Regions from separate parts of the Homo sapiens genome. Here region 1 is linked to region 2. A link is an interaction called in ENCODE POLR2A ChIA-PET data of the cell type or tissue named here. Cell type or tissue: PC-3. All regions are shown on one strand. Links, peaks and the distances in the headings refer to the core of each region. The heading gives the core; the rest is flanking DNA. Region 1 overlaps LOC105370124 (a long non-coding RNA gene). Region 2 has its middle 130 kb from the start of GPR12.

Region 1 (5,376 bases), core at 179-5,178, 160 kb before region 2:
TTAGATTACGATAATAAATGATTGGACCTCTTAAGCACAGGCAGGTGTCCACACGCTGATAGCCTCTGGAGGAGCAGGCTTCCCAATCCGGATTTCCTACGGATGAAAGTTTAGGAAGATGTAGTACTGATCCCAACATCTCACTCATAGTTTCTGCAATTATTAAAGGCTAAAAGACAACACACATAATGGAAAAGCTTAGACTTTTGGAATCGGAGGCTGGATTTAGATACTAGTTTCTCTGCTTAATCAGCTGTGCAAATTTTGTTTCAAGTTACTTAATCTTTCTGAGCCTGTTTTCTTAAAATAAAACATTTTGAAATGGGGTAACAATAGCCACTGTACAGAGTTGTTTTTATGTCTTCACATACTGAATGTGAAAGTATATAACAGTGCTTAGCACATATTAGGCCCTCAGTATATGGTAACTAATAATGTTACAAGTGCTTATTAGCCTAATACAAAACCGAAGACTGTTCACATAGGTTCCAGCATCTGAGGGCTCCATCAGTTAGGTACACTAAGCCCATGGTTCTCGACTTTTGCTGCTCACTAGAATCTTCTGGGAAGCTTTTAAGAAAAGCTGTTGTTCCGGCTCACTTCTTAAAGACTCTGATTTTAACTGGGCTGGGGTGAGGCTGGGTGTCCACATCCTCTTACGCACGGATGTTGTGCACAGCCAGGGCTGAGCAGCACTGCCGCGGATCCTCAGCTGGGACTAGCTGGCCAGCCTTCATGAAGTCTCGCAGAGGTATTTACCCTGGGGGTGGGGGTTACAAAGGTCTGGGGTCTGGCTTTTGCACTGCCCAGTCCAGAAAGCATCTCATCAGAGCCCTCGAGGTAATTCATGCTGAGAGTGAGTGTCATCTTGGTAATTTATCATGAAAAATATAGCTGTCCCACAGACTAAGTATTTGCATTGGCCTGAACAGCATATTCTCTCTTAAAGCAGACTCCAAAGGAAGATGATCACAATGACAGAGCAGAGGAAGTGGTTGTATGGTTTGCATGTTATCTGGCATCTGGTTTGACGGCCCATAAAGGGGGTGTGCCTTCAGGCAGGCTGGGTGCTCCTTTGCTCCCATGGGGGTCCTTTCTCACCCATGAACGGAGTCCACATGGGCAGATCCGGGTTTTGCTGCTAGGGCAACCCTTTCCATGTGCTCCGGGTCTCCCTGTCCGTCCCCCTTTCTGCCCACCACGGTCACGTTATGTCATGTCAGGAGCTTCATTCAAGTCAGCCACAACTCTCAGGCCTGGAAAACCTTTTCCCCCTTAGAGTGATTGACGCTTTCCAGTGATCCCTTCACTCTTGGTTTTGTGGTTCTGCTATCATCAGGCCATTTAGAAATGGATCCCATACTGTGAGTCCAAACAATAGGCCCCGCCCAAATCTGCATCTTACAAAACAACTTGCTAGTGTGCCAGAAAGCGGGGTGCTGTGAGCCTTAGCTGGGCTTGGATGAAAGGCAGGTGTCACAAGTTTTCATGTGCATGCCCAAGAGGAAGGGACTTGGCCTTGACCGTCACCTGTTTCGTTCCAGGGGGCATTGTGGCCTTGAAGGCTGTAACTAAAATGTCTGCAGGATCATGAACATTTGGCTTTGCCTTTAGCACCTGCGACCTGATCCCGCCCTTGCCTGTCTGACCAGGGTGCAGCAGGGAGGAGTTGCCGGGCTTCTGGAGCCCGTGCATCTGGGAGGGACGGAGGGAGGATGATGATGACAATGACAATGCCCTGTGGCAAATGTGTGTGTGAAGGTCAGGACCCCAGCAGTGAAGACCTTAGAAGAGGGTGTCCTTGAGAGACAGGAGGGAGCGTTGTTGAGATCCACAGGTGGGCCAATGTTTTCCATGGGGGTCTGATGGACAAATGAACAGAAGAACCCATGATGGTGACACCTGGGCTGGATAAAGTTACTAAGTCAGGAAAACAAGAATTAAAAGTGAGGACTCACTCTGGGTTCAGAAGCCTGTTTGTAAAAATACCTGGAGGTATTAATTTGTGCAGGATTGAAAGGACCACAGAGAAATTGAGAATGACATTACAGTCATTCTTACTCAAGAATGAAAACCAGGCCAGGCGTGGTGGCTCACACCTGTAATCCCAGCACTTTGGGAGGCCAAGGTGGGCGGATCACCTGAGGTCAGCAGTTCCAGCCCAGCCTCTGCAACATGGCGAAACCCCATCTCTACTAAAAATACAAAAATTACCCGGGTGTGGTGGTGCATGCCTGTAATCTCAGCTACTTGGGAGGCTGAGGCAGGAAAACTGCCTGAACCCAGGAGGCGGAGGTTGCAGTGAGCCGAGATCATGCCACTGCACTCCAGCCTGGGGGACAGAAAAAAAAAAAAATGAAAACCAAGTTCAGCTTACTAATGATACAGGCCAATTCTATGTCTAGAAACCCGACATTCACTGTGGCTCTTATATTTACTTCAGTTCCTTCCTTCCTTATATTTACTTCAGTTCCTTCCTTATATTTACTTCAGTTCCTTCCTTCCTTATATTTACTCAGTTCCTTCCTTATATTTACTTCAGTTCCTTCCCTCCTTATATTTACTTCAGTTCCTTCCCTCCTTATATTTACTTCAGTTCCTTCCTTCCTTATATTTACTTCAGTTCCTTCCTTCCTTATATTTACTTCAGTTCCTTCTCATGCAGGAATTTTCCTTGGCTGGGAAAGGCTGAGGGAAATTTCTTGTTTGGATCCTTGTCGCATTTCGCGCTCTAATTTTGCTTTTCCTATTCTTTTCTGTGGGTGGCATGCCAGTCCGCATCAGAATGAGCATGTGCCTGTATCCAGGATTTGCATACTACAGAACCAGCTCTGTCATCCAACCTCTTCTAAGCTGACTCATGGAGCAAATGTGCCAGCAGATCCCCATGGCCCGGTGACCACAGGCAGTTTTCCTGCTCAGCTGCACGCTTTTGAGTTGAGTGGTGTTTGTCCCTACATCAGCTTATGCCTGTAATACATGTTATTGTGATTCAGTCATTTAATTACAGATTATGTAAGCAAATTATGTAAACCAATATAATGAGCACAAAAAGAAAGTTGTTTCTTGAAAACTAAGTTGAATGATTTAGAAAGACTCACTAAGGGCAAATTGACTTAAACATTTGCTTTCAATTAAGTGTACGGAAGATTAGGGGAATATAATGAAAATAAGGAAGGCCTCTGTGCTGAAATTGCTTTTCATGAGTCTTTAAGATCTTATGATGCTTCTTTAAAGAAATTAACATTTGGGCTGGGCACGGTGGCTCACGCCTGTAATCCCAGCACTTTGGGAGACTAAGGCAGACGGATCACAAGATCAGGAGTTCGAAACCAGCCTGGCCAATATGGTGAAACCCCATCTCTACTAAAAATACAAAAATTAGCCGGGTGTGGTGGCGCGTACCTGTGATCCCAACTACTCGGGAGGCTGAGGCAGAAGAATCGCTTGAACCCGGGAGGCAGAGGTTGTAGTGGGCCGAGATTGTGCCACTGCACTCCAGCCTGGGCAACAGAGCGAGACTCCATCTCAAAAAAAAAAAAAAAAAAAAAAAGAAAAGAAAAAGAAAAAAGAAATTAGCATTTGGCAGTGGTTCATGCCGTCATGCCTGTAATCCCAGCACTTTGCCAGGCTGAGGTGTGCGGATCACCTAAGGTCAGGAGTTTGAGACATGGTGAAACCCCGTCTTTACCAAAAATACAAAAATTAGCCAGGTGTAGTGGTGCGTGCCTGTAGTACCAGCTACTCAGGAGGCTGAGGCAGGAGAATCACTTGAACCCAGGAGGTGGAGGTTGCAGTGAGCCGAGATCGTGCCACTGCACTCCAGCCTGGGCGACAGAGTGAGACTCCATCTCAAAAAAAAAAAAAAGAAAAGAAAAGAAAAGAAAAGAAATTTACATTTGGCAGTGGTTCATGCCTGTAATCCCAGCACTTTGGGAGACTGAGGTGTGTGGATCACCTAAGGTCAGGAGTTCGAGACATGGTGAAACCCCGTCTCTACTAAAAACACAAAAATTAGCCAGGTGTAGTGGTGCGTGCCTGCAGTCCCAGCTACTCGGGAGGCTGAGGCAGGAGAATCGCTTGAACCCAGGAGGTGGAAGTTGCAGTGAGCCAAGATCATGCCACTGAGCTCCAGCCTGGTCGACAGAGTGAGACTCCATCTCAAAAAAAAAAAAAAAAAAAAAAAAGACATTAACATTTGAAATTGTGGCGAATGCTTTCTAGGTGGAATTTATGCAAAAAAGGGGGCAAGCTCCCTAGTGGAGGCACCACACTCAAAGAAAGGCTTTGGCCCCACTCAAAATACTGGCAAGTGAATTTCCATATGTGTGTTTTAAGTTAAAATAAAATGTTTAAACTATTTATATAATTTTTTTATCATTGATTCATTCATCCGATGCCTATTTTATTGGGTGTCTGCTATGTGTTGGTATTCTACGTTCTGGGAATGCAGAAATGAATGAAACCAACAAGGCCCCTGCCCTCTTAGGATTTCCATTCTAGGGAAGGAGCCCGCAGCAGACAAATATGTACTCTGTCATATGTGATACATTGCATCATGCACGTGGATGCCCTGTGCAGGTAGGTGGAGAGACAGTGATGGGTGAAGAGGCTGATGTGGTGAGCATCTCTCTAAAGAGGAAGCATTGGAGCAGAGATGGAAATCAAGTGAGGGCTGGGGAGCTAGGCCGAGATATGGGGCAGAAGGACCTCTGAGGGGAAGCCCCGAGTTGGGCCTGGGCTGATGCATTTCAGGAAGAGCCAGGGGGCAGCCTGCCTGGAGGGGCCGATGGGAGGTCAAGAGCAGGGTTGAGAGCAGGGAGACTGCAGGGCAGATGGCTCAGGCCTTGGGGATCCTGGCGAGGACTTTGGCTGTCATCCTGAAAGCCATGGAGAGCCCTGGGGTGTTCTGCGGAGGAGACTGGCCAGGTCAGGTCTGTTTTATTTTCAAAGGTCACCCAGGATGCTGTATGGAGAACTGACTGGAGCGGGGCAAGAGTGGAAGCAAAAAGTCACAAAGGGAACAGAGAAGGACCAGTGTAGGGTCCAGGACTTCCTGGAAAGGACAGTGGGAGACTGTCCAGGTGCGGAGTGTGGGTGGGAGCATCCAACCCCAAAAGGTGCCCTGGAGGCAGAAGCTTCCAAGGACCATGCAGACAGAAGGAGGCTGCAGGGCTGGAGGAGGCGGGAAGGAAAGGAGGTGAGACCCACAGTCCTCGCCCTTTGCAGTAGCTGGAATGGAAAGGCAGGAGGGACGAAATGGGGCGCAGGGAGGATGTTATCAGGGAGGAGGGAGGCCCTAGTTGTGACTGGGGAGAGGGACCCGCCTCCCCGCTGTTGGGCCCAGCTAGCTGCACCCCGCTGGACACAGGCCTG
Region 2 (5,376 bases), core at 257-5,256:
TGGCTTTGGGGAACACAGATCCTCCTCTTATTATCTCTGGATCTTTAAGCAGTTCACACAACTGTTCTGACCCTCCTATGAAGTGGGTCATTTCCACAGAACCTGGGGTGGGGGGAGGAGGAGGGGAGAGATTCCTACTGTATATGGTTGTTGTGAGAGTAAAATGAGATAGAGAAATAAGATGTCTGTCAATTGCAGATCATTAAGAAAAGCCCAGCTTCCTTCCCTGTCCCCCTTCCTCATCCACAAAAGCCATTGGCCATCATCAGCCCAGCAGCTCCTTCCCTCACTACTCACTTCAGGGTCAAAAGAAAGGCTTTGCTATAAATTAAATGGAAATGCCCTCAATGTTCCATCTACAGAGTCTTTGCTGAAGGAAAGGTTGTTAAAATTTAGAACCTTTCATTTTCTTCTTAATGATCTAGCTGGGTCTGGAGGAGTGATAAATATAGCCTTTCTCACACCTTTGAGTCAATGAGCCACAAGATGAATTTTAAAAGCTTACTCTAATTAAGCATTTGCACAAGCTGTACTCAAAATTCATTCAAGTCTTTCCCTTTCTAATAAGCTACAACTTTCTCTTCTGCAGGGCAGAAGGCTCCAGGGGCCCCATGGTTCCATACGGAAGCAGAAGCCGGTCTCTGCCCCACTCAGGACTCTACGTTCATTCCCTGTCCCACACCAGGGAATCAGTCTGACCAGCCTGACAAGCTCAGCCACCTAACCCTGTTCCCTCCCTGCCAGGGCACCCTCTGCACCCAAAAGACAGCTCAGAAAGGCAGGCCAGAACTGCAAAATCACTTCTGTTTGTTTCTGACAGGAATGGAAGCCCATTTCTTTTTTGGGGGGCAGAGTACAGAGTCTTGCTATGTCACCCAGGCTGAAGTGCAGTGGTGCAATCTCAGCTCACTGCAACCTCCGCCTCCCAGATTCAAGCAATTCCCCTGCCTCAGTCTCCCAAGTAGCTGGGATTACAGGTGCATGCCAACACACCACTCTAATTTTTGTATTTTTAGTGGAGACAGTTTCACCATGTTGGCCAGGTTGGTCTCAAACTCCTGACCTCGTGATCCACACCACACCTGGCCTTTTTTTTTGAGATGGAGTCTCACTCTATCACCCAGGCTAGAGTGCAATGGTGTGATCTCAGCTCCCTGCAACCTCTGTCTTCCCAGGTTCAAGGAATTCTCCTGCCTCAGCCTCCAGAGTAGCGTGGACTACAGGTGTGTGCCACCATGCCCGGCTAATTTTTGTGGCCAGGCTGGTCTCGAACTCCTGACCTCAAGTGATCTGCCCACCTTGGCCTCTCAAAGTGCTGGGATTACAGGTGTGAGCCACTGCGCCCGGGTGCGGAAACCATTTCGCTTCAACTTCTGACAAAGGCTGGAAGGAGGTGGGAGTAGGGGTGATGGGGCTTTTTCTATTTTCAACTCAAGTACAGGTTGGAGTCTCCAAAATGACACATGCAGATTCAGTCAAAAAAGCGTTCCTGGAAACAGCAGCCACAATCCCTGCCAGCTCACTTTCAGTTCTTCACAATGAATACTCAGTTCAGTCTCTTTCCACCCCTCTCCCCAGCCCTTTCCCCCTTTCTCACTCTCAGCTGATGGTCTCACCTCCTGCTTCATGGAGTTAACAGCTGGGAACACTCAAGCTTTCCTCCCCAGATCCAGGAATATAACCCAGCCCCACACCCCCAGGCTTTCCTCCTTTCTCCTGGAGAAATGATGTGGATTTTCTCCCATCAAGCCTGGTTTTCCTACCTGATTCCTAATCATTTCACTTTCCCAGGGACCCAGAGTCCTGATTGCTTCTGTTAAAAGAAAAGCTTTAGACAAATTAAATGTAACAGAGTTTAATTGGACAAAGGACCATTCATGAATTGGGCATCCTCTAGAACCAGAAGAGGTTGAGAGAGACTGCAGGGCAGCCACATGGCTGGATAACATTTATGGGTAGGAAAAGGAGTGTATAGAAATAGGAACTGAGGTACAGAAACAGCTGGATTGGTCACAGCTGGGTGTTTGCCTTATTTGAACAGCTTTAAACAGTTGGTCACCTGTGCTTGGACCAAGCTCATCTGCTGTGATTGATTGAGACTTGGCTACTTGTTACAAGAGTAGGATGCAGGCTGTTTACTCATCCAGTGAGGTTACCGTTCATCATGTACTAGAAGCCTTTAGGTTGCTTGGCCTAAAGCTATGTATGGAGGCAGCTTAGAGTGAAACTGAATGCTACCCTCTTCATCCTCCCATAGCTTTCCCTCCTGTTGCATTTAGGCATGACCCAGTGTTGAGCATCTAGAGTCCCTCAAGTCCTGTTCCAGCCACCAGCCTACTGCTTTGCCTTTTGCCTTTTTATGCAAGCTAGAATGAGGTGTTCATAGACACAAGGCCAGGATTTGCTGGCTGAGGCATGCTGCTCAGGAGTTAGTGCTCTCCAATGGCCATTGGACAGGTTTCCAAAGGCGGCCTTACAGACGCCTTGAATAATGAGGTCAAGTTTCATAGTTTGGCTAAGATATTCACTTACAGGCACTTAAAACTGAATCAGCTAATCTTTGCACTACCTGAGTAATGAGGTCAAGTTTCATAGTTTGGCTAAATTATTGGCTTACAGGCACTTAAAACTGAATCAGTAAATCTTCGCACTACCTCATGTAATATTGCATTTATGCCGTATTTGTTTATTTATTTTCTGTCTTTCCCACTAGATGACACGAGCTCCACAAAGACTGAGATTTTGTGTGTCATCTTCACTGTATCTCCATGCTTGGATCAGTGTGTGGCCCCTCTGTGTACCCAATCAACACTTGTTTTTAAAATAACTGGATTAGAAATGAACACCAAAATTGCCAGTACTATCAAGAACACATACACTAAAACCCAGCTCATCACAAAATATTAAAAATTGGCAAAATGAGGTGAAAGGTATCCAGGTGTCTATCCAGCTATTCTTTCCGTTTTTCTGTAGGCTTGCAATTGAAAAGCCAGCAGTTAAGAAAGAAAAGCACTCCACCTAAAATAGTGGTTTTTAGTTCCAGAGCTGTTTTTCATGATTGAAATTAATATCCCAGTAAGAGAATATTGAAACCTTCTGAATTCTTCCAAAAGTCACCATCATCTTTGTATTCATCATCAAGGAACTAAAACTGAGCAAGAAAATTAATTTCTCACATCTTTTTTGTTCTACTGCAGAAAGTTGACATTTTGTCTTCACAAAGTTAGGGAGCACATTGCCACTGTCCTTGGAACTACACACCAAGCAAAATTTCTCCTGCCTGGCACCCTTGGTGGGTGGACAGAGACCACAGAGGCTGAAATTCCCGCCCCCAGAGGTCTTAGGAGAATCTCTACGAGGCGTAGCCTGTCTGAGTCCGACATCCTAGGTTTCATATCTGTCCAGATTCCTGTAGAATCACTATCCTCCTTGGGTTTAGACACAACAAGGGTTGGTCTTGATTTCTTTTAGTTAATTTGGGGAAATTTATTAAGTCCATATCACATACTCTCCTTTGAGACTGGGTGTCCCTCTGTCGTCCAGGCTGGAGTGTAGTGGTGCAATCAGAGCTCACTGCAACTCTGCCTCCTGGACTCAAGCAATCCACCTGCCTCAGCCTCCCAAAGTGCTGGGATTACAAGTGTGAGCCACGGTGCCTGGCCATATCAGATACTCTTTTCATTAGCAGGGATGAGCTCAGAACAAGGCCAGACCTGTGTCTATCACAGCCTGTGGATCAGTATTCCAGAAGACTCAAGACACATTCTGATGCAGGATCCACATTTCCTCTTCCTTTCTTGAATGTGGTTTTATAAAAAGGTGGAATTCAAATAGGGTCCATTAATCAATGGCAATGCACATCAAGTGAGTTTAGCTAATAAAACTCACAAAATCTTATGAACTCTCATGAATGACCCACTGATTGAAGTATCTCTTTCATGTCACCTAATCCTATTCAAGGCCTAGGAATAAAACAAATAGTTTTTAATCCATGACCTTTCTCCAATGCATGAGCTAAGGCTCATCTCCACATCTTCTTGGTTTAGTGGTTCTCATAGACCCTTGAGATCTTATATGGTTTGGCTGGGTCCCCACCCAAATCTCATCTTGAATTCCCATGTGTTGTGGGAGGGACCCAGAGGGAGGTAATTGAATCCTGGGGGCAGTTCTTTCCCATGCTGTTCTCATGATAGTGAATAAGTCTCATGAGATCTGATGGTATTGTAAGGGGGAGTTTCCCCATCCAATCTCTCTCTTTGTCTGCTGCCATCCATGTAAGACGTGACTTGCTCCTCCTTGCCTTCTGTCATGATTGTGAGGCTTCCCCAGCCATGTGAAACTGTAAGTCCAAGTAAACCTGTTTCTTTTGTAAATTGCCCAGTCTTGGGTATGTCTTTATCAGCTGTGTGAAAATGGACTAATTCAATATCCCAACACTCCTCCACCTAGGAATCTAGGGTTGCTCCATGTAAATTTTGTCCAGCACAACAAAGGCTTCTAGAAGAATCAGGGGCAGATTGGGTAGCATCTAGCCATGCAGCCCAGAGGCAGGCTTGGTGCAGAATGGCAGAGGCAGAAATTCATGATAAGCTTTCTAAGGAGGGTGGGGAGAAAAGCCAGGAGCAAAGATATGACCAAGCATTGGGTCCAGTGCCCACTCATGGGCATCTAAGGTTCTCCCATCATCTCAGGACATGTAAGCTCCAACACTATTGCCAACAGTATTGAGTACTTTGGCCTGGACTCATGGTCTTCCACACAGCTCCCAATCTTCCCCTTCATCATCTGGCGCATTTGCTGTGGTCTAGCCCATGCATTCCCTGTCCTGACATGCTTTGCTCTGCACTTCTCTTTTCCTTCCTCCTGCTACTTTCCCCTCTTCTATCAAGGCTTCCATGGGTCAGTGTCCATCCCTCCTCCCACTGATGGGCATGAAGCTCAACTCTGGAAGTCTTCTTCCACCAGTCCCACCTCACTGTTGAGACATTTATCCTACCTTCCCTTAGTAATTACAGGTTTGGGGCAGCTATATTATTTTTCACCTACTGCTCTTCCTCTTGAATTTTTCATTAGATTGCACCCATTTTATGTTCTTAATTTGGTGGTGATGGTTGTGAGGCTGAAGAGGGAGAATGGCCTTTTAATCACATTTGAAGAGTAAAAGCACTCATTAGACATTTATTTGGAAATACCAAGTACCAGCAATTTGGCTAACTGGGATAAAGAGGGATGGGATCAAATTGAAGAGAAACAACTCTATCCAAATTTATTTCCTACCATCGTGACTATTCAATAATTGTGATTTGGAGACAGCCTTTAAAGTGGGCCTTCCAACATGAGGCATTTTGGAAGCTTGAGACTCAAGAGTGCCATTAT

What was found. Peaks named below come from ENCODE experiments on the same cell type or tissue, not always from the same donor. Only the 100,000 strongest peaks of a DNase experiment are listed, where the experiment ranks them.
Region 1: POLR2A ChIA-PET joins it to region 2 with 10 read pairs; 2 of 35 experiments call an interaction of 5 or more read pairs at or near these places.

What each region holds. Positions count from the first base shown.
Region 1 is chr13:27,040,705-27,046,080 of GRCh38, reverse strand. It overlaps LOC105370124 (a long non-coding RNA gene), which reads left to right. Exons shown (of 2, transcript XR_941767.3): 2 at 1-335. Among named protein-coding and RNA genes, the nearest start is that of USP12-AS1, 82 kb to the left of the region's middle. In PC-3, for the core only: no CTCF peak of the experiment used is centred there; a DNase peak (open chromatin) is centred at 2,850; H3K27ac peaks cover 3,068 bases.
Region 2 is chr13:26,884,886-26,890,261 of GRCh38, reverse strand. No RefSeq gene overlaps it. Among named protein-coding and RNA genes, the nearest start is that of GPR12, 130 kb to the right of the region's middle. In PC-3, for the core only: no CTCF peak of the experiment used is centred there; no DNase peak of the experiment used is centred there; H3K27me3 peaks cover 1,507 bases.